Regions from separate parts of the Homo sapiens genome. Here regions 2 and 3 are each linked to region 1. Evidence: chromatin loops called from intact Hi-C (ENCODE). Cell type or tissue: heart left ventricle. All regions are shown on one strand. Region 1 overlaps DIRC3 (disrupted in renal carcinoma 3). Region 2 overlaps DIRC3-AS1 (DIRC3 antisense RNA 1). Region 3 overlaps DIRC3 (disrupted in renal carcinoma 3).

Region 1 (8,000 bases):
GAGATAGGGTGTTGATAGGTTCACCCATCACCTAACAGCAGAGCAAGGAGAAGATAAGATGGGATGCCAAGCACAAGAATAGATTTCTGAAGGGTCCCAGGGCCCATGAAGAGGGGCCAGACCCACACAGATCCCTACAGTAACTTAGGAGCTGGCACAAGGCAGTGAATTTAAGGGCAGTTGGTCCTTCACTCTAGGTATGTCCCTTTATGGTTTGGCAGCCAGGTATATGCCAGCTTTTCAGGGGCAGGCATTGAAAGCTGCTGTGGGAAGCACAGCTGGCAGACCCTCCAGATTCTCGAAATTTCACCACTGTCCCTGGTATGTTGGCTAGGCCTGCCTCAGTCCTTTCCCTCTTACTGACTCTCAAGAAAGGGATGCCAACCCGTCTGCTTTGTCTGGGAGACTTCCGCTGTTTCTGAGAAATACTGGCTATTGAGAATACCTTCCGGTCTCTGGTCCTCCCCAGTTCAATCAGCCACAGACAGGGCACTTGTTTCCTCCTTGCACCTTAAGGGACAATCCACCCACCTGCCTCCTCACTCCTCGCTCGCAATGCTTACTCAGCCTAGGCTGGAGCCCACCTGAAATGGGGAGGGCCAGGACAACTCTCTTCAGAAGTAAGGGGTGTGGGCGACTTTGTAATGTCTGAGGCTTTGGGTTTCTGAAAATGTCACTGTGTTTTTGCTGAGTCATGGCCAGTTTTCCTGATCTCCATTTTTCCTCTTACTGCTTTTGCCCCTTTTGTCTGGTCCTCATTCCTTAGAACTCAGATATCACAAAATGTCTCCTGGGAATAGATGTACTGAGGCACTGCTACCCTCTTTCTCTCTCTCTCCCTATCTCTCTCTCTCTCACACACCCCCACAGATACACACACACACACACAGAGGAAACCTCATGAAATCTACAGGAAAAAGTATTAGTTTGGTGCAAAAGTAATTTGCGATTTTTGCCATTCCTTTCAATGGCAAAAAACACCATTACTTTTGCACCAACCTAATATTTGGCATTCAATTACTTCTCAAGCAACTGATTGCCTAATCTCTTTTCCTTTAAAAAAATTTATGTTCTACCTGTATAAAACAATATATAGTTTTGTTTTTTAAATTATTCAAGCTGGAAAGTACAAAAAAGTTTAAAAAATCACTCCAGTATTCCATCATTAAGACCACTCTTGTTACTTTTACGTAAGAATTGTTCCTGTGATCTCTCAATGTATACTGATAGGCATAACTTTCTAAAAATGAGATCTTACTGCTGTTTACTTTTTAAAATCAAAAGTATTAAGTTTGCCTGAATTTAGACTAAGAAAAAGATTATTAGGAACCTTTAAAAAATCCTAATATAAAAAATGTCACTTTAACACATGAAATATTCATTCCTAAAAGGATTCTTTTTGTTTGGGGTAGGGGGAGGAGTTGCAAAACTTTAAGATATGGGAACCACGACATTTTTTAACTCATTAGACCCTGGCTTTTAGGGCCATGGCTTGTATTTTACACTTGTTTAGAAGCTATGTTCTTCAAAAATAAAATTAGAACTCACCAGGTGTTTTAATTATTCTTTACACTCCTGCTTCAACACTTTTGCATCGTGCTTCCTATCTACGTAACACGAAGAATCCCCCTCCACTGGGACAACCATCTAGAAAGGGGGAAGAGAAGGAGAGGTTAAGGAAGAGACTGAGAGGATCAGATATCTAGAGAAAATCCATTTGAAGCAAGGTAGACTGGCTTTCTGCCTAATTCCCCCTTTCTCTTAGCAATAACAGTTTCATAATTAGCTTTAGCCAGATTTCTAGATAATTAATCCTCCCACCACAACCTGCCCTACACCATTGTGACTTGGAAAAAAAATTAACCCCATTTTAATGGTACTGATCTACTTACATATGTTCTTATAAAACTGCTTTAAAAATGCAGTATAAGTAAGTGTAATGCTTAGAAAGCTGTGGGGCATGTCTCAGTATCAAAGCATTACTGAATTCAAAACAGCATGGGTATACCGGTATTCCAACCTGTACTCACATCTCTTCTAACATTTTAGGATGTGCCATAGCATATGTCAAGGTTGCTTATTAAACTTTCAATCTTCTCCTGTTCTTTGGCATCCCAAACTCCCTGACCCCTCATACTTCCTACCCCAGGAGAACTTGCCCTTCCATCCACAGCATTTTATCCCGCCATCTTGGTCCCTCAATCTTCCCCCCTCCTTTTCTCCCCTTCCAGTGTGCTCCTCAGTAGTCATGAGCCTGGGCGCTTGCAGCTCCCGCTCAGGAATGCGCTTGCCTTGCTTTCGTCCTTTCTCTTATCAGAGAGGAGTGGGGAAGAGAGAAGATGAGCAAATATGCCATAAGAGGGGAAAGGCAGGGTCTGTCACCTCCACTTTGCTGATGATTGATGTCATGTTGCACTGGCTTTGTGGCTGGGCCCTTGTGAAAGGTGTGAATAGTGGTGGGGTGGGGGACAGATTGTTTGAAACCATCTCTCTCCGGTTGGTTTTGTTGGTTTCTCTACTCCTAGAAGCAGAGGAAAAAGAGGGGGAAGTTAAATATGTGGTGATGGTACTACCTTTTAATCAGTGTCTCCAAATATCCTTCAGAGCAGATTTTCTCAGCATCGGCCAGCATGAAACGAGGGTCTTTTTAAAGATCATTTTCTTTCTTGGATCAAAGTTTCTTTGTTTGTGATTCTGAGTTCCGTTCCTGTGTGTCTCTGTGGTAGGGCCTTGAATAGAGGACTAGAAGGAGAAGAATAAGAAGAAAAGTGTATATCAGGTGCTTTTAAAAAAATCAATTCAAACGAAAATTGCAGAAGGGTGCCTGGACAGCTAGGCTGACAGTGACCAGAGCTGGAGAGAGAGGCTCTGCCTGGTAACAGAGCTCTGATTGGCCAGACCTGTGCAAGGACTAGGCCTATAGGGACGGCTCTGAGCTGTGCTTCTGCAGGCAGCTGAACTTGGCAGGCACAAGCAAGCCCTGCAAAGACACGCTCAAAACAATCCAGAGTACAGACAGCTGCTGGCGTGAAGAAGCTGTGAGTACTGACAGCACTTGGGGTTGTGAGCCTGCCACTTAACTCTACAGCCTACTGCCTCTGCCTCTTGTGGTTAGATTTCTGTCTTCCAGATGATTAACTCTTTGAGACATGGTCTTACCAACAGTGGTAACACAGGCAGGGAGTGTCTTTGAAAAACAACTGGCCAGGGAGTCAGGGGTCTAGGTCTATACCAGGCATTAAATACTGTATGTATTAGCATGAACAGGGGTGTCTGCTTGACACTGTGGTACAAGCTCCACACCACCAATCCCTCATACAGCCCAAGAAGATAGAAACAGTTACGATCCCATTTTCCAGAGAAGAGAACAGAATCAGGCCCTGCACACACAGTCTGCAACTATTTGGGGGCACATGTGGACTCTCAACCATCTTCCGGTCGACAGCAGTTCAGTGTCAACTGGAAGACAGGCTGCTCTAAGGCAACGATGTCTTCTGGCCAATTTTGGGCTGAAATTGAAGTATTAGGTAGAGCCAATTGTTCCTATTATTAAAAATAAAACCCTGGGAGAAAAGATTGAAAAACGAATATTTTTTAGTGAGGAATTAATAGATATTTGTATTCACAAACTGAGTACTTAAATGCAGTTTAAAATGAAGGGACTGGCCAGTTGTGGTGGCTCATACCTGTAATCCCGGCACTCTGGGACACCAAGGCGGGAGGATCACCTGAGGCCAGAAGTTCAAGACCAGCCTGGCCAACATGGTGAAACCCCGTCTCTACTAAAAATACAAAAATTAGCCTGGCATGGTGACGTGTGCCTGTAGTCCCAGCAACTCAGGAGGTTGAGGCAGGAGAATTGCTTGAACCTGGGAGGCAGATGTTGCAGTGAGCTGAGATCATGCCACTGCACTCCAGCCTGGGCGACAGAGCGAGGCTCCATCTCAGGAAAAAAAAAAAAAAAAAAAAGGAAGGGATTGTATCTATATGCAAGAAAATATACAGTTCAAAAACATATTGTTTACTGGAAACAAATTGCAAAACAATTCATGCAGTGTATTATTCAGCCAAAATTTTACAACTACAAAGCAATACCATCTATTATCTGATATATAAAATCTGTAATGAGCTAATAAAAACATGGACCGGAATAGTATATATCAAATTACTGACAGTGGTCATCGCTGGAGAGAAAGAAGCAAGACTAGGATGGAGAGGAGGAACAAAATGGTTTTCAATTTTAACTGTGAGATATACTATCTGAAGCCTAAGTGACAAAAAGTGAACATTTTAAATATGAGCAGGGGATATGTGTATCATATTATTCTTCTGCTTTTTCTGAATTAGAAAAAAATAGGAGGGTCTTTCCCGGGGGCATCTTCATTGTGCCATCCTGCTCATGTGATGGGAAGAAATTCATCCCTGGCGTTATTGCTCCTAGGAACATCCTGTGGGAGATGAAAGTATGTGTGCTGTTTTGAAATTAAAAGCAAAGCAGGAAAAGTCAAGAGTCCTCTTTTTCAGAGAGAAAAACTTGCAGAACCTGTGGAGTTGTTACCCCCATACTGTTGACAATCCTCACTCTTCCCTTCCCTTCTCAGCCAGAAAGCAGCCTTTATTATTTATTATTTTTATTTTTTGTACAGGGCTCCCAGCCAGCCTCAAGGGTCTATGTATGCTAGTGTGATTGCTGTGTTTTTCTAACCACTTCAAAGGTCATGTTCACTTATCTGTGAAAACAAGTTCTCATTCCTTGCACCCTATTTGCCTTCATGTCTCAGGAAATAGGGACGGGCAAATCACTTGCCAGGTGGGAAGAAAATAAAGGAATGTTGTACACACACCCTACTCTGAAGACCAGAGCGGAAAGGGAACCTATCTGTGTATCCCAAGGGGGCTGTGAGCAGGAGAGAAAGACAGAAATACAGCAGAGAGATGTGACTTACATGTCCTAATCTCCCCACTCCCGAGGTGAACCCCAAGATCAGAAGGAGGCATAGTGAACATTTCCAACTAGATATGGAAGGAACCTGAGAATATTTGGAGGAGGAGACCAGCGACACTGTTTCCCAAACACAGCTTAGGGGAGACTGGGAGCATCTTGGAAGAGCCCCACACAGAGCCATGTTCAGCATGGCCTGAGTGAGGGCGGAAACTTTAGCGGTGGAGCAGGAAAGTGACCAGCTAGGCAAGCCTCCAGCAGCACTGCTTGCACTCCATGGCCTGCCCGGGCTGAACAGTGGACCTAAGAATTCATAAGTGCTCCAGAGAGGGACAAGGAGGGACTAAGAGGGCCCTGAGTTAAGAAAAAGACATCACATTGCCCCCAAATGCCACTGGGGACCAGTGGTGCAGAGTGAATCAATCGGTGACTGTGATACACAGTTTAGTTTGTCCTCTGTCATAAGAATAAATATCAGATATCATAATCAGGGAAAGCACAAAGAAGAGAGAGCTTTTGAGAGCTGTTTACCTAGAATTTAAATTCTTCATGTTCACTTTAGTACCTCTTTAAATGCTCAATTCCTGCGAAAACATGTATTGTAACCCAGTGCTATCACTCTAAAAGCTGTGGTAGAAGGTGTGGAGTTTTAAGTATGGAAGAGGGTATGTGCTAAATAGAAAAGGTAAATAGAAAGCTTTTTAAAAATCTGGGTAAATGCACACACATATCCACATGCAGGATGCACAAATGAACCCTATGAGGGCTCTGACACTAAGAAACTGGCAGTACCTGGACTACAGATTCAGCAGGAACAAGTCCACAAACTGAGCAGGCAGTTAATGAGCTTAGCACCCATCATCCCTGGCTCAGAGTATGGCCCTGGAATTCTTTGTTGCAATAAAATATAAAATAGAACCTGAAAAGAAGCTTGGCTATGAGCAAGTAAGGCTTCCTTCATTTGCCTGGTCCCACAGGCTCTCTGTTGCAGTGGCGGCAAACCCACCCAGATGGGTTGTGCTCTGCAACTTCAAGCAGCCCTATCACCAGTGAGGGTGGTGGCAATGCTCCAGGCCCCTTGGGGCAGGGGAGGTAAGACAGCATGCCATCTGATGCTGCCCCCCTTGCTGACCTGGGCAGCGGGCACATTCCTCAGTTCCCTCTGACCCATGGGCTGTCCTGAACTGAACTCTGCTCAGCTCCATCCCCTCTGCTCGCCTGCTCCCTGCAGAGTGAGCCCGCCCCTTGCTGGCTAGGCTTTCCCTGCCTTATTTGGTTTAAATTACTTTTTTGAACTTTGGTCTCATTATTTTTGGACCATCATTTGGTCTGGAAGATTTTCTTTCCACGGGTTCCTTCTGTTCTTCCTTTTCACCCTCTTGAATGTGCTTCCCAAGGCCTCTTTTTGCAGTTTCTTTTGGGTGGTTTTTATTACCTTCATGCATCTAATCTGAGTAGGGAGAAGCTCCAAGATCATTGTTATCTTCCCGCTTGGAATCCTGCTTGTTTGGTTGTTATGGGAGCTCCTCCATTTAAAGGGCTGGGGAACTCTGCTTCTCCAGGAGCTCGTGACCCAGCTCCCAGAATGGCCTTTTCCAACACAACATGAGAAACCAGCTTCAGCGGCAACCCTGCAGGGCCACAACCCATCCTCACTCTCGGAAACAAACCCATAGATCTGGGGCCGCCCCTCTAGGCACACACCTAAAGATACCATGGCACTATTTCTTTCTCTCCTCTTATAGCAAGAGTTTGATTTTGTAGTTGAACTGGTTTGGATGGTTCAGGCTGCAAGTAACAGAATATATCTCAACTGGCTTGAGCAATTAAGAAAACATTATCTCCTATAACAAAAGTCTATGGGTAGGACAATTCTGAGGCTGGTGAATTCAAAGCTCACAGACATCAACAAGGCCCTGGTTCTTTCTGTCCTCCTGCTCTAGCACCCTCATGTATGGGCTCGTCCTTGGGTTAGCTAATCTACTGGTGAAACGTGACTACCATAGTCTTACCCATTGCTATGGTCTGAGTGTTCGTGTCCCCCGCAAGTTTCTATGTCGAAACCTAACCACTAATGTGATCATATTAAAAGGTGGGGCCTTTGGGAAGTGATTTGGTCATGAGGGTGGAGCCTTCATGGTTGGGATTAGTGCCTTTAAAAAAGAGGTCCCAGAGACCTGTCTTGCCCCTTCCACCATGTGAGGACACAGTGAGAAGCACCATCTATGAACTGGGAAGCAGGCTCTCACCAGACATTGAATCTGCCAGTGCCGTGATCGTGGACTTCCTAGATTCCAGAACTGTGAGAAATAAATTTCTGTTTTTTATAAGCTTCTTAGTTTATGGTATTTTGTTATAGAAGCCCAAAAGACCAAGACACCCAGACACCACAACATCCAACAGAAAAGAGAGCTCATCTATTCGCACATGAATACACCTTTCATGGAAACCCTTCCATGGGATAAGGCCTTCTCTCACATCTTATTGCCCGTGCCCAAACCAATTCCTATCAAGAAGAACAGGACCACTATTGACTCGGATCAACCATAAATAAAGTTCTGGAGTTGAAGAGGGGCTCCATCTTTCCAGAAGTTCATAACTTCACAGAGGAAGGCAAAGGCCTGAACCCATCAGTAGGCCTTTTAAAAGAGAGGAAAGGGGGAGTGTGTTGATAGGTAGACTCACAGCTCTGTCTGCTACCCTGTAAGAGAAAATCCAGATTTCTGCCACAAAGTTTCTGTTCCTGTATTTCTGATTCACCCTACTTCTCTCCAGTAACTCTGATGTTTTTTGTTTTCTAATGTCTCTATATTTTTTATGTCTCCTGAGGAGGCAGAATATTATAACAATTAAGTACTTGAATTTAGAGTTAATTAATCCTGGATTTGAGGCCTAGCTCTACCATTTACTAGCTGGGAGCTTTTTCAAGTTACCTTATCTCTCTGGATTTTTGTTTTCTCACTCAGAATAGCAAATAATAATAGCAACCACTTATATAGAGATTACTATATACCAATCAGTCTCCTAAGTCTTTGCATATATCAACAGATTTAAGCTG
Region 2 (8,000 bases), 100 kb before region 1:
TTCTCAGCAGGTGCTGAGCAGGAAGACTGACTGCCATTTGTATTAGTCAAGGTTCTCCATAGAAACAGAACAAAAGGAGGGATGGGAAAAGGTAGGGAGAGAGAGATTTTAAGGAACTCCCCATGCAACTGTGCCAGTTGGCAAGTCTGAAATCTGTAGAATAAGTCAGCAGGCTGAACATGCAGGCAAGAGTTACATTACCTTCTTGACTCCGAATTCCACAGGGCAGGCCAGCAGGCGGGAAACTCAAGCAGAATTTCTACATTGCAGGCTTGAGGTAAAATTTTCTTCTTCCAGAAACCTCACTCTTTGTTCTTCAGGCCTTCAAAGGATTGGATGAGACTTACCCACATTAACCTGCATTATTTGAGTAAAGGAATCTGCTTTAGTCAAAGTCTACTGATTTAAATGTTAATCACACCCACAAATACATTCATAGCCACATCCACAGTGGGGTTTGACCAAACAACTAGGCATCATAACCTAACCAAGTTGACACATAAAATTAACCATGACACCATTGTTGTTCGCTCATTAATCTCTCCCAGAAAGAAATATAATTTTCCATCTGGAAACCTATTAGAACTGGGAAGTTAAAATCTCTACAGCCCAATGTGCTACAGGCTTCAGATCCCCTGGGAAAGTTGCAGCCTGGGGTGGGGAAGGAAACATATCAGCTAACATTCAGTTGAATATTTTAATACCACTCTTAGAGTCATAAATCCCAATATGCCTTAGCCCTAAAGCAGATCCCTTAAAGAGACAGAGTAATTCTTAAGGTTTTGGTAATTCAAAATCTATTTTAAATATACAAAAGGAGCTCTTTAATGGGCCCCAAGGTGAATCTTTTCATAAAATAATAAATTAAGTGGGGTTTTTTCCAGTTCGAGGAAACACTCATGTATTTCTAACATCCTACACTAAAATGCCTTGACTTGAATAGCTGTGCATGTGCATGGACATGCATTTATTCATTTCTGTTTTTTCTTAACAGACAAAGAGATGGAATAATTTTATTCAGGTCTGATACACCAGTGTATGCCTGAGCATGTATATGTATATATAACCAGTAACATCTCAGTTATTGGTATGACGGGAAACATTTCTTTCCATGAACATAATTTGTTGGTTATATCAAGACAATCATTCCCACATTTAAATAGTGAAATTGTCCAGGAAAGAAGACTCCATGGTACACAACAGATTCTTAACCAGAAATCTTTAATTTAATAACCAGTTAATTTGTTGTAGAATCCACATGCTTTGACAAGGAGTCCATACAAATAAACCTCTGACAAATCTAAGCTGAATTAATCAGCAGGAAGAAAAGAAAATGCTTTCCTGTAAACTTCGCCCTGATGAAAAAGAGAGGGTGTCAGAAGTCCATGACAAAACCCAGGCACATCCAAAATAAGTTTGATTATAAAAGCAAGAACTCCTTTCTGGTTTTGTACGATGACTGGGGGAGGGTTGGCAAGAACAGGATAAATTATTCAGGTTTAAGAGACAGTGATAAAAATGTAAATGCAATCCTGTCACGGAATCTTTGCACCAGCTGAATAAATTCAAACTAGAAGCTGAATCAGCATCTCGCCTCTGATTAAAACCAATTGAAAGCACAAAGACAGGAAGAAGAAAACCTCATAAGTTCTTTGGAAATGGCAGATAAATTGATCAAGCATAACTGCAACATTAAGATGAAACAGTTTTACTAATATTGACCACAGGCCAAGGGGCCCTGCCAGCTCTCTTCAAATGGTAGCACTTGTAATCAAAGAACTAGGTCTTATTTAAGCTCAAAAGTGATTATTACTTCATTAATTATGGTCATGCCCCTATTCTTTCATTGTGACCACATTTCATCTTTTCCCAAAAGCAGTCCATTAGCCTCATTTCATCTTTAATGGGTAATATGTTCCTTTCTGAGCATGCTTTCTGTGTGCATAGATTCAAGCTGCTGAACAACAGCTCTACATCCCAAGCCGGTGCCCAACATTGGCCCTATACTTGCTTGACACTATGGTCAGAGAGCACAACAAAATAAAAAAAATTTTTTTTCATATCTATTCGAGACAGATCAAGAGATAACATACGAACATGAACAAATGTATTTTTCTTCAACAGCTCAGGGATTAAAAGCTGGGGCTCGGTATCCAGGCTCCCTGGGTTCAAAGACAGGCATGCACCTCACAAGAAGTCAGGGGCTGGGCAGCCTTTCTTCTCTCTAACACAGGGATAACAACAGGGTTTGTGGCAAGGATTTAATTAATGGAAAGAGCCTGGGATGTGTCTGGCACATAATAAGTGCTCAATAAATGTTAGTTCTTATTAACATTGTGTTTACATTAAACATATGCCACTGTCACCGGTAGAGGGTTGTGACTTCAACTTGTCCAGGTTCTTGGCATTTTAAACAAAGAACTGGACAAAATGCCCAGCAAAGCAAAGAAAGAATGAAGCAACAAAAGAACGAAAGCAGGGATTTATCGAAAACGAAAGTACACTCCACAGTGTGGAAGCGGACCCATGCAGTGGCTCAAGGGCCCAGACACAGAAATCTTCTTGGGTCCAAATACCCCCTAGAAGTTTCCCATTGGCCACTTCATGCTCACCTGAAGTAAATGAAGCGGTAGCCGGCAATCACTCTGATTGGCTGCAGAAAGCAGCCAACCAGAGACTGAAATGAAGTTACAAAGGTCACACTCCTGTGCAAACATCCGATTGGTTGCAAAAAACAACCAATCAGAGGCTAAGGTGAAGTTACAAAGTTATATTTCTATGCGAAAAAAGACTAGACCTGCAATCAGTCTGATTTGTGGTGGACAGCCAATTTCTCATCTGCCCGGCAGAAAAGGTCAAAGGGAGTAGCCTCTGGTCCTTTTGTTACTTAGGCGTGGAAAGTTAGGGTTTTCAAGTTAGTTCTAGGAAGTCAGCGTGAAACAGCCTTAGGTTCCCTGCCTCCAGACACTGTTCTCCTGCCTCATCACCCACTTAGGAGTTAGACAATTCGGTTGAGTGCTTAAGGAAAAAGTCACCAGGCAGTCCATCCAGCCACCCCTGCGCATCTACTCAACAGCGCGGCCTGGTGTGTCCACTTATACGCACACACAGAATGCCATAAGAAGTGGACTGCTGTGCACAGTCTCTCCCGATTTGGCTATAAGCCCTTAGGATTCATTTCAACGTCATAGTGTAGTGAAAATTATAGAATTCTATCAATATCAGGTAATAAAGTTGCTTAATGAGCCTATTCACAAATATCCGCTGAGTAGTCCCCATATGCCCAGAACTATGCCATGCATGAAAGGGCACAAAAGATCTGGAAAAGGCTGTAAAGCCTTCCAGATGTTAACAACTATTTAGGGAGAAAAAGGCTTATCCTGAATTACTAAAAGATTTAGCTAGTATGTGAATTATGTCATTATAGACAGTGATACAATAAAGCAACATAGCATAATGTGCTATTCACAGGTCTAGAACTTTCTGAAAAGGAGAATGAGAGGTGAGGAAGCTCTCGAGGGGCCCATGTGTTGGGGGTGGTGGATATGTACACACACACACACACACACACACACACACACTCACCCTGTCCTGCCACCATTAGGTAAAGTTTCCTGCCACTCCTTGCACATCCGTCATTACCAAAGAGATATTAAACTAGACAACTGTAAAAAAATAACACCTTCAGTGGCAAAACTGCCTTATGCAGAGATGTGGATGATTTGTTACCTACTTCATCGTTGCATGTGGCTCAGGGGAGTTTTCTCAGCGATTAGCAGGGGCACTGGCAGAAGACAATAGGCCTAGGAACTTCCCTGGCTGCCCTCACCATTGCACCAACCCCAAACCCCCCTGAGGACATCTTGCAGACCAGTAACCTGCTAACTCTCATTCCTCTCATTCCTTTCTTGCTGTTTTTCCTGGCTAGCTCCAGAGCCAGCAGAAGAAGGTCAACGTCACTCTTAAACTATGTCAAACAGTGTTGTAGTTCAGGAGTGGAGGTGAACTGTTTACACATGGTCTTTGTTTCCTCTAGCCAGGATTTCATTGCTGATCCTGCCCTCTAAGGTCATACCAGAGGGCACAGAATGGGCCTCCCAGCCTACATGCTGCTGTGACTGTCTGTCTGAGGGAAGGATCAGATTTAGGCCTGGACATGTTGCTTTTGTTGTTGTTGTTATTGTTGTTTAAACCAATTTATTGGCAAGTCAGTGACATAAGGGCTTCAGGGAAGTTCCTACATATCTTCCTCCTCCATCACTCCTCAGCAGTCCTCTTTGCCTCTTCAATCAGCTTGTCCTCTTTGCCTCTTCAGTCAGCTTGTCCTCTTTGCCTCTTTAATCAGCTTGTCCTCTTTGCCTAAACATTTCTGCTTTAGAAGGGCAAACTGTCCAGCTGATTCTTGAGCCACAGTTTTCAATTACAATGTGTGATGGGGTGCTTCCTTCTTTTGTGTGAAATTCCTATTGTGAGTGACCTCCCCTTTGAATGAATTAGGTCACAAACTGTAATGGCCCTTTTTTTTCTGGTACTGCAAGCCCATTTATTTTTATTTTAAGAGACAGGGACTTGCTCTGTTACCCAGGCTGGAATTCAGTGATGTGATCATAGCTCACTGCAGCCTCCAACTCCTGGGCTCAATCAATCCTCCTTTCTCAGGCTCCCAAGTATATAAAACTACAGGTGTGTGGGTATTTTTTTAAAAAATTATTTGTAGAGACAGGGTCTTGCTATGTTGCCCAGGTGGGTCTCAAACTCCTGGCCTCAAGAGATCTTCTCACCTCAGCCTCCCAAAGTGCCAGGATTACAGACATGAGACACCGTGCCCCGCCCTGAAAGCCCATTTTGAACCCAAGGCACTGTGTTGGAAATTGGATGAAGATTTTTAAAAAATAAGTCACATGTAGTTCTTGCTTTCATATTGATAACAATTTAGTATTGCTATGAAGTTGAGCAGGAAGTGAAGGCAAAAATATTGATATTCTTGTCAAGCACATCCATGTGAAGAGACCACCAACAGGCTTTGTGTGAGCAACAAGGCTGTTTATTTCACTCGGGTGCAAGTGGGCTGAGTCCGAAAAGAGAGTCCGTGAAGGAGTGGGGAAGGGATTGCTTTATAGGAGTTGGGTGGGTAATGGAAAATTACAGTAAAAGGTGGTTATCTATTGCTGGCGGAGGAGGGGGGTCACAAGGCACATGGTGCGGAGATCATAAAAGACTCATTGTCCAGAAGAAGAATGTCATGAGGTCGATCGATTGATCAGTTGGGGCAGGGCAGGAACAAGTCATAATGGAATGTCTTAAGGTTGGTCAATCAGTTAAGACAGGAGCTGGCTGTTTCACTTCTTTTGTTGTTTTCGATTGCCTCAGGCCATTTGGATGCATACGTGCAGGCTTGGGCTCAGAGGCCTGACAATTCTAATATAAGGCGGAAGCCCAGATGAATAATACAGGAAAAGTTCTGGAAAGTTGTAGGCACAGGGAATAGCAGGAGCTAAATATTGAGGATGGAGAGGCCAGGTTGTTTGCAGGCCAGTGAGCAGATCATCTGGTGGAATTGTATGGTCACAGGCCATCCAAAAGCCCTTTCTGAGATGAAGCAGAGAACTTCAGAGAACAGCTGCCAACTGTCTTGCTCTTAGAACTTCAAAACTTGCCCTCTCTTGCATACCACATCCAATTTGGAGCCTACTTCCTATTAGTTTATTGAAATGCAAAATGCATACTAAAACCCTTAGCAGTAGTCTCAGACATTGAGCCCTTGTGGTTTTTAAAATCAGAGAATCATTACTTGGGAGTGGGAGATGCATGAACTATTTGCTCCTGGAAAGTGACATACTGAGGTTACTTGGCAGATGAGTCTCACACAGAATAGCCTGCTTGCTTTTGCCAATTTGTTAATATTAAAAACTGGAAAACTATGTAACTACTAAAAATATCAAGTAGAATGGGCTCCTTTAAAAACCTAGGAGCACTGGACTCTTCAAACAAAGGCCAAATAATTGTTTGTAAAAAGAATCCTGTGAAAGAGACACTGTGCTAGGTGGGCAAGTGGATCACCCTCCCATGTTTCAAATCATGCTGTGGCCCAGAAAACTATATTCCATAATATGAATGACAGGAATGAAGAGAAGAAGCAAGGCAAGAAAGGGAAGAGGTGAATAGTTACTGGAGAACAGAGGGAGGAAGCAAGGAAGAATGCAAAAGAAAGAAGAAATTGCACTTGCAGCATGTGGATCAGTATTTGGAAACTGTTCAATCAGATTAATTCCAAATTCTAGGACTATATATCATGAATCTCTCTCTCTCTTTTTTTTTTTTTTTTTTTTTTTTTTTTGAGACAGAATCTTGCTATGTTGCCCAGGCTAGAGTGCAGTGGTGCTACCTCAGCTCCCTGCAAATTCTGCCTCCCAGGTTCAAGCGATTCTCCTATCTCAGCCTCCCAAGTAGCTGGGATTACAGGCATGCGCCACCACCATGCCCAGCTAATTTTTGTATGTTTAGTAGAGACGAGGTTTCACCATGTTGGCCAGGCTGTTCTCAAACTCCTGACCTCAGGTGATCTGCCTGCCTCGGCATCCCAAATTGCTGGGATTACAGGCGTGAGCCACCACACCCGGCCTGTATTATGAATCTCTTAAGTGAGCTCTTTAGCTTAGGGACAAAAGTATATACATTTTCATTTTGATCATGAATGTTATGAGAGATTAAATTGGACTACCTACCTGGTTAGAAGGAGGAGGTTGGGGTCAGGTTTGGGATGAGTGTATATCACCAGTGATTTCCAAATACTACAACATAGTGATCCCTTGCTGGGGCTCTGGGTTGCAGTGTCTGGTATCATTACTCCACCCTGCATTTAAGCATGGGCTTGGAACCATGTGGAGGGAACAAAAGATCTGGAAGGATTCTGCCTTTTTACACCAAATGGCTTTGTGATCTTTCCCTTTGTAATGAAAACCAAACCAGTCAGATTAAAACTATCAGCCCATTGAATGAGATAATCTATGTGAAGTAAACAGAAGTCACTGTGTCCTAGCAAGGTATCATTATGCAAATGGAGGTATAATGCAAGGTTCCTAACACCAGTGGTCTGAATGTGCTCCAGGGTCTCTGTCATCTTTAAACACATGTTCCCTTACATGTGGATATGTAGGGTAGATACAAACTGAGAATGGAAAATTTCCCAGACCCTAAGATCTAGGCAAGTACAGTGTGGTCAGTGGAAATTAGATGTAGATGCAAGAGTGAAAAATAAAAGATTCTGAATTCTGCTTTACAGAATTTGGAGCTGTTCTGGGGCTTTCACTGAAAGGAGAGAGGTGGCTGGGTTGTAATTCCTAGCATGCATCATTCAGTACGAGGGAGGTTGTGCTTCGGTGACAGTCCTGTCCTCCCAAATATCAGTGGCCTAAAACAAAGATTTATTTCTCACTTGTACTATACATCCCTTGTGGCTTGGCTGTAGGTTTTGTGCTGTATCACCCTCACTGAAGGATCTAGCCCAATGAGGCAGTCCCTGCCTGGTCATTATCGGCAAAAGGAAAGAGATCTTTGAATGGTTTTGTACCAGCAATTTAATATGATAGTATGGTAGTAACACGCATCACTTTTACTCACAACTCATTGGCCAACACTAGTTATCTGGTACCAGCTCAGTCTGAAGAAGGCGAGCAAGAAATGCAGTCCCACCGTGAACCCAGAAGGCAGAAAGCCAGAAATATCTAATCAACTGCATTCATAACAACCACATGACACATCATTGTATTTGAATAAAATTGCACTGGTCTACCTGGGTAAAAGGTATGTGAATGCTCAGATGCTATGGCTGAGTCTGCCATGGCCTTTGTTATTTATTTTAATGACATTGATAATTACTTTATTGATAGTATGATCATTAATTTTAATGACATTAGGTAGTCATTAACTTTTTCTAAAGCCATTCAGGAACACTGTAACAACTAGAGGCCACAGGGCAACTTCTTTAGTACAGGAGTGAA
Region 3 (8,000 bases), 53 kb before region 1:
ATTCAGGACATAGGCATGGGCAAGGACTTCACGTCTAAAACACCAAAAGCAACGGCAACAAAAGCCAAAATTGAGAAATGGGATCTAATTAAACTAAAGAGCTTCTGCACAGCAAAAGAAACTACCATCAGAGTGAACAGGCAACCTACACAATGGGAGAAAATTTTTGCAATCTACCCATCAGACAAATGGCTAATATCCAGAATCTACAAAAAACTTAAACAAATTTACAAGACAAAATCAAACAACCCCATCAAAAAATGGGCAAAGGATATGAACAGACACTTATCAAAAGAAGACATTTATGCAGCCAACAGACATATGAAAAAATGCTCATCATCACTGGCCGTCAGAGAAATGCAAACCAAAACCACAATGAGATACCATCTCACACCAGTTAGAATGGCGATCATTAAAAAGTCAGGAAACAACAGGTGCTGGAGAGCATGTGGAGAAATAGGAACACTTTTACACTGTTGGTGGGACTGTAAACTAGTTCAACCATTGTGGAAGACAGTGTGGCAATTCCTCAAGGATCTGGAACTAGAAATACCATTCGACCCAGCCATCCCAATACTGGGTATATACCCAAAGGATTATAAATCATGCTGCTATAAAGACACATGCAAATGTATGTTTATTGTGGCACTATTCACAATAGCAAAGACTTGGAACCAACCCAAATGTCCATCAATGATAGACTGGATTAAGAAAATGTGGCACATATAGACCATGGAATACTATACAGCCACAAAAAAGGATGAATTCATGTCCTTTGTAGGTACATGGATGAAGCTGGAAACCATCATTCTGAGCAAACTATCGCAAGGACAGAAAACCAAACACTGCATGTTCTGACTCATTGGTGGGAACTGAACAATGAGAACACTTGGACACAGGTTGGGAAACACCACACACCGGGGCCTGTCATGGGGGTGAGGGGAGCAGGGAGGGATAGCCTGAGGAGAAATACCTAACGTAAATGATGAGTTAATGGGTGCAGCACACCAACATGGCACTTGTATGCATATGTAACAAACCTGCACGTTGGCACGTGTACCCTAAAACTTAAAGTATAATTTAAAAAAAAAAGAAAAAGTGGTCACCTAGTGCCACTCTGAGAAACTGAAATTTAAATTGACATTGGCTAAATCAGAAGATGAATATCAAGGGAGAGAACATTCCAGGTGGAGGGAATTGTAACAGAACATTCCCAAGATGTTAAAAAGCTCTGTCTCTTTGGGAGTACAAGGCCTCACTTAAGGCCAATCTGGCTGAACAGCTATCCCATTCTTTACACAACCAGAGGAGGAGGTTAGGCATATGGCTATTCTTCCATAACCACCTGCCAGGTGGCATATTGCCATGGAAGCAAGCTTCGGACCAAATTCCACTAGATGCCCACACATTTATCAGTGAGCCTACAGAAAGACCGTCCTACCACCTGCTCTGTCCTTTGGCGCACCCCGCAAGTACCTTGCCTGAAATGTGAACTTTGAGGTAAAGGCAAAAATATTCCAACACCAAGATTTATTATCAGGGTCCTCTGCTTAGCAAAGGCACGCAAGGCCAAATGGAGTCGTAGGCTAAGGAGGCAACTCAGAAAGTCCTGGATTGCTGGGCTTGCCAGGTTCTTGTACTTTATTTATGCAAAGGCGGAGGGGTTACACAACCTTTCAGCTATATATCTTTTATTTCATCAATGAAAAGTTATTTGTAACATCACTTATACTAATTAATATACCTTCTAAAGCATATTCAGAAATTGATATTTAAAGTACATGCTGAGGCCATTTCTGAAGCATGGATCCTTTATTAGGGCAACTTAAGTATAACCCAGCTGCCCCTAGATTGTACACGGAAACTAACCTGCACACTCAGATAACATCACACCGTTTAAACGAAAGCACAGTAAAGTTAATTACAGACAATGAAACAGAGGGGATGAAAGATGCCAGTGCTGCTGGAGTTTCACTGGTAAAGATGAGAGTAGACTGACACGAGGCTGCAGAAGTGAGAAGGGGGTGAGTCTCATAGGCCATCTTAAGGGATGTGCGTCTCATTCAAACTGCATTGCAGGACTTTGAACAGGAGGTAACATAATCTGATCATGCTCACTGCTTTGTGAAGAATGGATGATAAGGAGGGAACGTGACACTAGGTCATTGAAAGTGTTGGAGTTACTGGCATCAACCCATCATGGTGGTAGTACAGATGGAGAGAAATGGAGACAGATGAGCTGTGTTTTGAAGATAGAAACTGAGGAATTGTGTCAGTCTGTTTTGTGTCACTATAAAGGAATATGTGAGGCTGAGTAATTTATAAAGACAAAAGGTTTATTTTGTCTCACAGTTCTGCAGACTGTACAAGCTTGGCACCTGAATCTGCTTGGCTTCTGATGAGGCCTCAGGGAGCTTCCAATCATGGCCAAAGGTGAGGAGGAAGCCGGCGCATCACATGGTGAGAGACGGAGCCAGGAGGGAGGAGGTGTTGCCAGGTTCCTTCCAAACAACCAGCTCTCACGTGAACTAACAGAGCAAGTACTCACTCATCACTGAGGGGATGACAACAAGCCATTCATGAGGGATTCACCCCCATGATCCAACACCTCCCACCAGACCCCACCTCCAGTGCTGGAGATCACATGTCAACATGAAATTTGTTGGGGACATACATCCAAACCATATCAGGAATGAAACTGGATGATTCTGGAATGGTGGCAAGGGAGAGGTTGGAATCAAGGATGCCTCCCTGGTTTGTAGCTGATGTAGCTTGCCAGAGAATGGTTTATTTTACTAAGATGGGAGAGGCATAAGCAAGAAAAAGATTTGGTGGTGAAGTGGAAAAAGTGAAGTCAAAAAGGTTTCGTTTTATACTTTTTAATTTTGTGACACAAAAGCAAGGAACACATGCTTGTCTTATTTATCTATGTATCCACCTGCATGGCCTTGACTGGTGCTTAGTACATGTCTGAGTAATTAGAATAGGCATGCTATTCTTTTGTCACTTATATTAATGTTTAACACCTCTCCCTGTGCCTTCCGCTTTTTCTCCCTCTCCCTACTCCCCTTTCTCTTAACATATATAAAATAGCAGTTCATTTTCAGATGGTGGTTCAAATCATCAAAGATAAGGTAAACCAACAATATAATACATTTTAGACAGAATTAAACGTTCTGTAAGGCTTGAGTTGCAAGGGTGTCACCAACAAGAAATTAGAAATCAAACGAGCTCAAGTAAATGCAGTTTGGAGTCTGGATGAAAGAATGCATCCCAAGAAATCCCATGTCTCTGAGATGGATAAATAGCCTTCCATTCCAATTGAAGATCTATTAATGCATTTCCTTCTCGCAATGCAAGTGATGCCATTGCAAATGCTATCATTCCTGTGGGTAGATGTGGCTATAATTTTCTCATCTGTAAAAGGAAGGAATTACAGTGGATTATCCCAAAGACTTGAAAGTTCCCTGTCAGATCCTTCTCATCTTCTAGAGTTATATGGAAATGCCTTTTGGGGATCAGGAACACAACAGCTCCAGCTGTGGCAATCTCTCTGGTAGAGCCCCCATAGAATACACTGAAGGGCACCATCTGTGTAAATATAACACAAGTTGGGGGGAAGCATTAAAATATCTCTATCTATCTATCTATCTATCTATCTATCTATCTATCTATCTATCTATCATTCCTACAGAGAAAGGAAAGCCCTTCTTGCTATCATCTGGAAAAATATTATTCTCCCTTTTCTTTATTTCTTTATATCACACAAGGAAAGAGATAATAGTACTCTGTGGCTTACTACGTTTTGGAAGCACAGTTTAAGAATTTTCAAGCAAGAAAGTTCTACTGAAAGGCTCAAAAGTAAATTAAAATTTAAAAAGTATTCATGCTATGTCTCATAACTTACCAACAAACCTTCCAGGACTGTTCACATATTAAATTGTATATAGTACCTTTTTCCTGGGAAGGGAAATAGATATAAGTCCATAACCAGAGAGAAAACTTTACTGTGAACACAGGATGCATATTTATGAAGTCCAGAACATTTTACAAAACATGTCATTATAGTCTCCTATTCAATCATGAATCTATCCATGGTTATAATTGAGTCCAATTTGGCCCTGAGCCTCCTGGTAGCCAAAGCAAAACAAAGCACAAAATCAGCTACAAAATACTCATTATGATGAAGAAGGATGCATACCATTTTGAAAGGACAACAATAAAATATTTTGTTTAAATATCATGAGGCTGCAGGGAGCAGAGAATGATCTGGTAACAGTAACTAACTCCTCCGCTGCAGAGGCAGTGACATTTCATGTGGTTTGTTCTTCACTGAAAGTCAAGGGCATCACGTTAAAGTACAATTCAGTGAAGGACTAGAGCAAAACAGACCTTGAGAGGTGCAGCTGGAACCAAAGATAAAAGCAAATCTAGAATGCACTGTCTGATATGAGGCCGTGAACCACATAAAACTGGAAACGTTAGTCATCCAAATTGAGATAGACTGTGGGCATAAAACGCTCACCAGATTTTAAAGTTTTTGTGCCATAACAATGAAAATAAGGGAAGAATATCTCAACATGTTTTATATTAATTATGTGTTGAAATGATAATATTTTGGATGTTGGGCTAAATAAAATATATTACTAAAATGAATTCCACTTGATTATTTCCCATTTTTAAATGTGGCTCTTAAAAATTTTTTAATTACATATGTGGCTCACAGTTGTGTCTTGCATTATATTACCGTTGGATAGTGCCAGCTCTGGAGGAGTGAGCACTTGCCACTTCACATTGGACTTGCTGCTTTCTCTCCTTGCCCATCATTCTCCCCATCTATGAACTGAAGGACCCTAATACCCATCTCCAAGAGTTAAGTGGGCTGGCTTGTGGAAATTGCCAAATACAGCATATGGCTCAGCCGTCTTCCTTTGCTACTTCTCTGCCCCGAAGCCTACCTTTGGGGCTGAAAGTGGGAAAATATTCTGACTCCTGCAACAGTCCTGCCATGAGATTTCCCTGTGACCCTCCACTCCCTGAGGTCCACGACTGTTTCTGTGCCTTGAGGAAGTGCAGTATTATGTGATTTCAGTGTCTCAAGACAGATAACCCTGACCCCCTGGAATAACCAGCAGGATGACGGGGGTTGGGAGGGAGGCTGTTTATAGAAGACAGGGGTCAAACACTGCTCAAGGACTTTGTTTAAAATTCTTTTTTAACCACATAGCTCTATGTTTGGGTTTGCTTCTCTCATTAAATAAATATCTGGAGAGTCTTCATGGATCACCCCAGATACGTATGGCCAAGGTTTTTAAGATAATGAGTCACACTCTTGGGTTACGCTTAGTGGATTCCCAAGTTGGGGCATCTAAGGATGGTCAAGAGGGGTCAGTGAGGGATGGGGTGAAGTTCTTCCCAACAAGGCCAAGAGAAGGAGACCCTTTTAGAGTTATGTGCAAGATCCCTGCTCACCAGCAAATTGGATAAATTTCTTATGGAGTCAGTTCAGGTCAGCGAGAAGGCACAGGGAAGAGAATGACCAAGACCTTATGATATGAGAGAAGAGAATTTAAGGGAACAAGAACATCTTGTTAACTTGAAGTTTGCCCAAGACTCAACTTCGTGTTTGAATGAACATGTGCCAATTATTTCAGATTAGCACAAAAACAATAAATTTGTGTTTTGTTTTAACAAAATATATTGAAAAGCTGAGGACATATTTGGAGTTCTAAATTTGGTATTTGTAGTTCTAAATTTGGTCCTTGGCAAATTTAAGTCACTTTCAACTCAAACTTTCCTTAAGGGAGAATCAGAGATAGAGGAAACAGTAAATAAAAAAAAAATACTTGGGGTAAAAGAACTTTTTTAAGTTAATAAACTTTATTTTTTGAGTAGTTATAAGTTTACATAGAAGTTGAGCAGAAAGTACAGAGAGTTCCCATATACTCCCTCCCTTCCACACACATACAGTTTACCCTATTTTTAACATCTTTGCATTAGTGAGATCGATACATTTGTTACAACTGATGTACTAATATTGATACATTATTATTAGCTAATGTCCATAGATTACATTAGACTTCACTTTATTGTGCAGTTCTATGGGTTTTGATAAAGGTATGATGTGATGTATCTACCATTACAATAGCATGCAGAATAGTTTCACTGCCCTAAAAATCCTCTGTGCTCTAACTATTCATCCCTCCCTCCCACCAGCCTCTGGCAACCATTGATCTTTTTCCAGAATGTCATATATTGGAATAAGTCAGGATGTAGCTTTTCAGACATGTTTAACAATACACATTTAGGGTTTCTCCATGAGGATTTAAAAAAATTAGGAAAATAACACCTTTCTGTAGAGATGGGGAGAATAAGAACAAATAAAAGGCAAATTTTAGGCTGAGCTATTGTCTCTGGCTCGTAGTATCTGAGAAATGGAAAGGACAAACTCACCCTGGAGGAGAAGAGCCTAGGACAAGAGGAATGATGCTGTGTGAAGTGGAAGGGCAGGCACAATCACACAGGCACCTTGGGAGGATGGGGCTGGTGGCAAGGGAGGAGGAACCTTGAGTTTATTCACAAAAACTGACTTGATGACTGAACCATAAAATAAAGTGAAGTTTTGCCCATTTTCTCTACAGAAGACAATATAACCCAGTTTTCCAAAAGGAGTGTAGGTGAGATTTCTCCTGGAAACAGGAATATAATATAATACCATTTAGATCTATTACTCTATTGTTTTTTTCTTTAGTTTAATTCAATTCCTAATTCTTGACTCAAGAGTATAACTTTTCCCTTCAATGGGTCAAGCTTGCTATTTTTTTTTTCTAGATAGTTTTTTTCTCCATTCCCATCTTTTTTTTTTCTAGAACCACATATTCCAGTTCATTTCATTACGGGATCCTTACTGCAATACAGGGGAGTTTGTGCTTAAGAAAAAAAAGACCCCAAAAAAGCACCATTCTGGAGAAAGCCTCACACTCTATGTGGTATTTGACTATGTGTTCTAATGACATATGCTCATATCTCCTCTGAAAAACACTCAGGGAGCCACGGAGAAGAGGGGCAAAGCATTTTTCCAGCTTGAACCCTTTGGAGTGGTGTCCGAGTTGGAGGAAAAGGCCAGCCATCCTGCTAAATGCACCAGTGAAAGAAAATATTCTGGCAATGTGAGATGGAAAAAATAGAACCTACCAGAATGACTCTTAGGAAGAGTACTATAAATGCTTAGAGGGAAAATGAAGTCACTTAGGGACAAGGAGGTGAGACCCTCCTTCCCCCAAAGGTTAAGCTTAACTAACCCCGGATATTTGATAACCAAGGAAGATGAGTCCATTTGACTCAAGGTCTTTTGATTCTTGAATGCAGTAGGCAAATTTGGGGCCAGGAATTACCAAGGACAATAGAAAACGGACTGAGTGTCCCACCCAAGGGTCTTTCTCCTTTTCTTTTTCTCCTATATCACTCAGCTTTCTCTACAAATTCACTCTGAACAAGCATTTGAAGGAGCGTTCAGAGTATCAGATTATTTATTTTCCTGGCATTCTCTAGTGTTTCTCTGGCCCCCGGTAAAGTCAAGTGTCCATATCAAGATGCATCTCTCTGAAAGGCAATGCTGCCCAGTGTGGGTGGCAGCAGCCTGAAGTCAACAGGTTTGCTTATTCTAGTTCCTCTGTTTGGAATTTTTCTCTTTCTTCCCTCTATAGCTGCCTATCTAAACTCTTTCTGTAAGGTCCAGCCCAAATGCGTCTCCTTCATAAGCCTTACCTGGGATTAATTTATTCTTCCTTTGTAGATTCATAATTACTTAGAGGTAAAAATAAGGAAAGTATCATGAGACTCTATAACAAGGCACAATGTGATGCCTCTCACTAGAATGTTAGTTCTGGACATCAGCCATGTCTTCTTTCCTATCTTTGTGTAGGACTCATACTGGGTATCGCAGTTCACACAGAAAAGGTACTAGATAATTTTGTTTGTTTGTTTTGTTTTTACTATCT

The links. A loop is a pair of places that touch in the nucleus more often than their neighbours do. Peaks named below come from ENCODE experiments on the same cell type or tissue, not always from the same donor. Only the 100,000 strongest peaks of a DNase experiment are listed, where the experiment ranks them.
Region 2: it touches region 1 in a loop (4-fold over the local background); 5 of 110 quality-filtered maps call a loop at or near these places.
Region 3: a loop joins it to region 1, with 6 times the contacts of the local background. A loop is called at or near these places in 7 of 110 quality-filtered maps.

The regions. Positions count from the first base shown.
Region 1 is chr2:217,431,375-217,439,374 of GRCh38, forward strand. DIRC3 (disrupted in renal carcinoma 3) reads right to left here. Exons shown (of 13, transcript NR_186301.1): 4 at 2,574-2,742; 5 at 1,549-1,647. Among named protein-coding and RNA genes, the nearest start is that of DIRC3-AS1, 150 kb to the left of the region's middle. In heart left ventricle, a CTCF peak has its summit at 3,106; DNase peaks (open chromatin) are centred at 2,947 and 6,187; H3K4me3 peaks cover 576 bases; H3K27ac peaks cover 5,416 bases.
Region 2 is chr2:217,327,796-217,335,795 of GRCh38, forward strand. The region is part of intron 4 of DIRC3-AS1 (DIRC3 antisense RNA 1); the gene reads left to right. It overlaps DIRC3 (disrupted in renal carcinoma 3), which reads right to left. Exons shown (of 13, transcript NR_186301.1): 9 at 202-357. Among named protein-coding and RNA genes, the nearest start is that of DIRC3-AS1, 49 kb to the left of the region's middle. RefSeq lists enhancers at 3,891-4,185, 6,569-7,281. In heart left ventricle, no CTCF peak of the experiment used is centred here; no DNase peak of the experiment used is centred here; H3K27ac peaks cover 2,493 bases.
Region 3 is chr2:217,378,617-217,386,616 of GRCh38, forward strand. The region is part of intron 8 of DIRC3 (disrupted in renal carcinoma 3); the gene reads right to left. Among named protein-coding and RNA genes, the nearest start is that of DIRC3-AS1, 100 kb to the left of the region's middle. In heart left ventricle, no CTCF peak of the experiment used is centred here; no DNase peak of the experiment used is centred here; H3K27ac peaks cover 3,123 bases.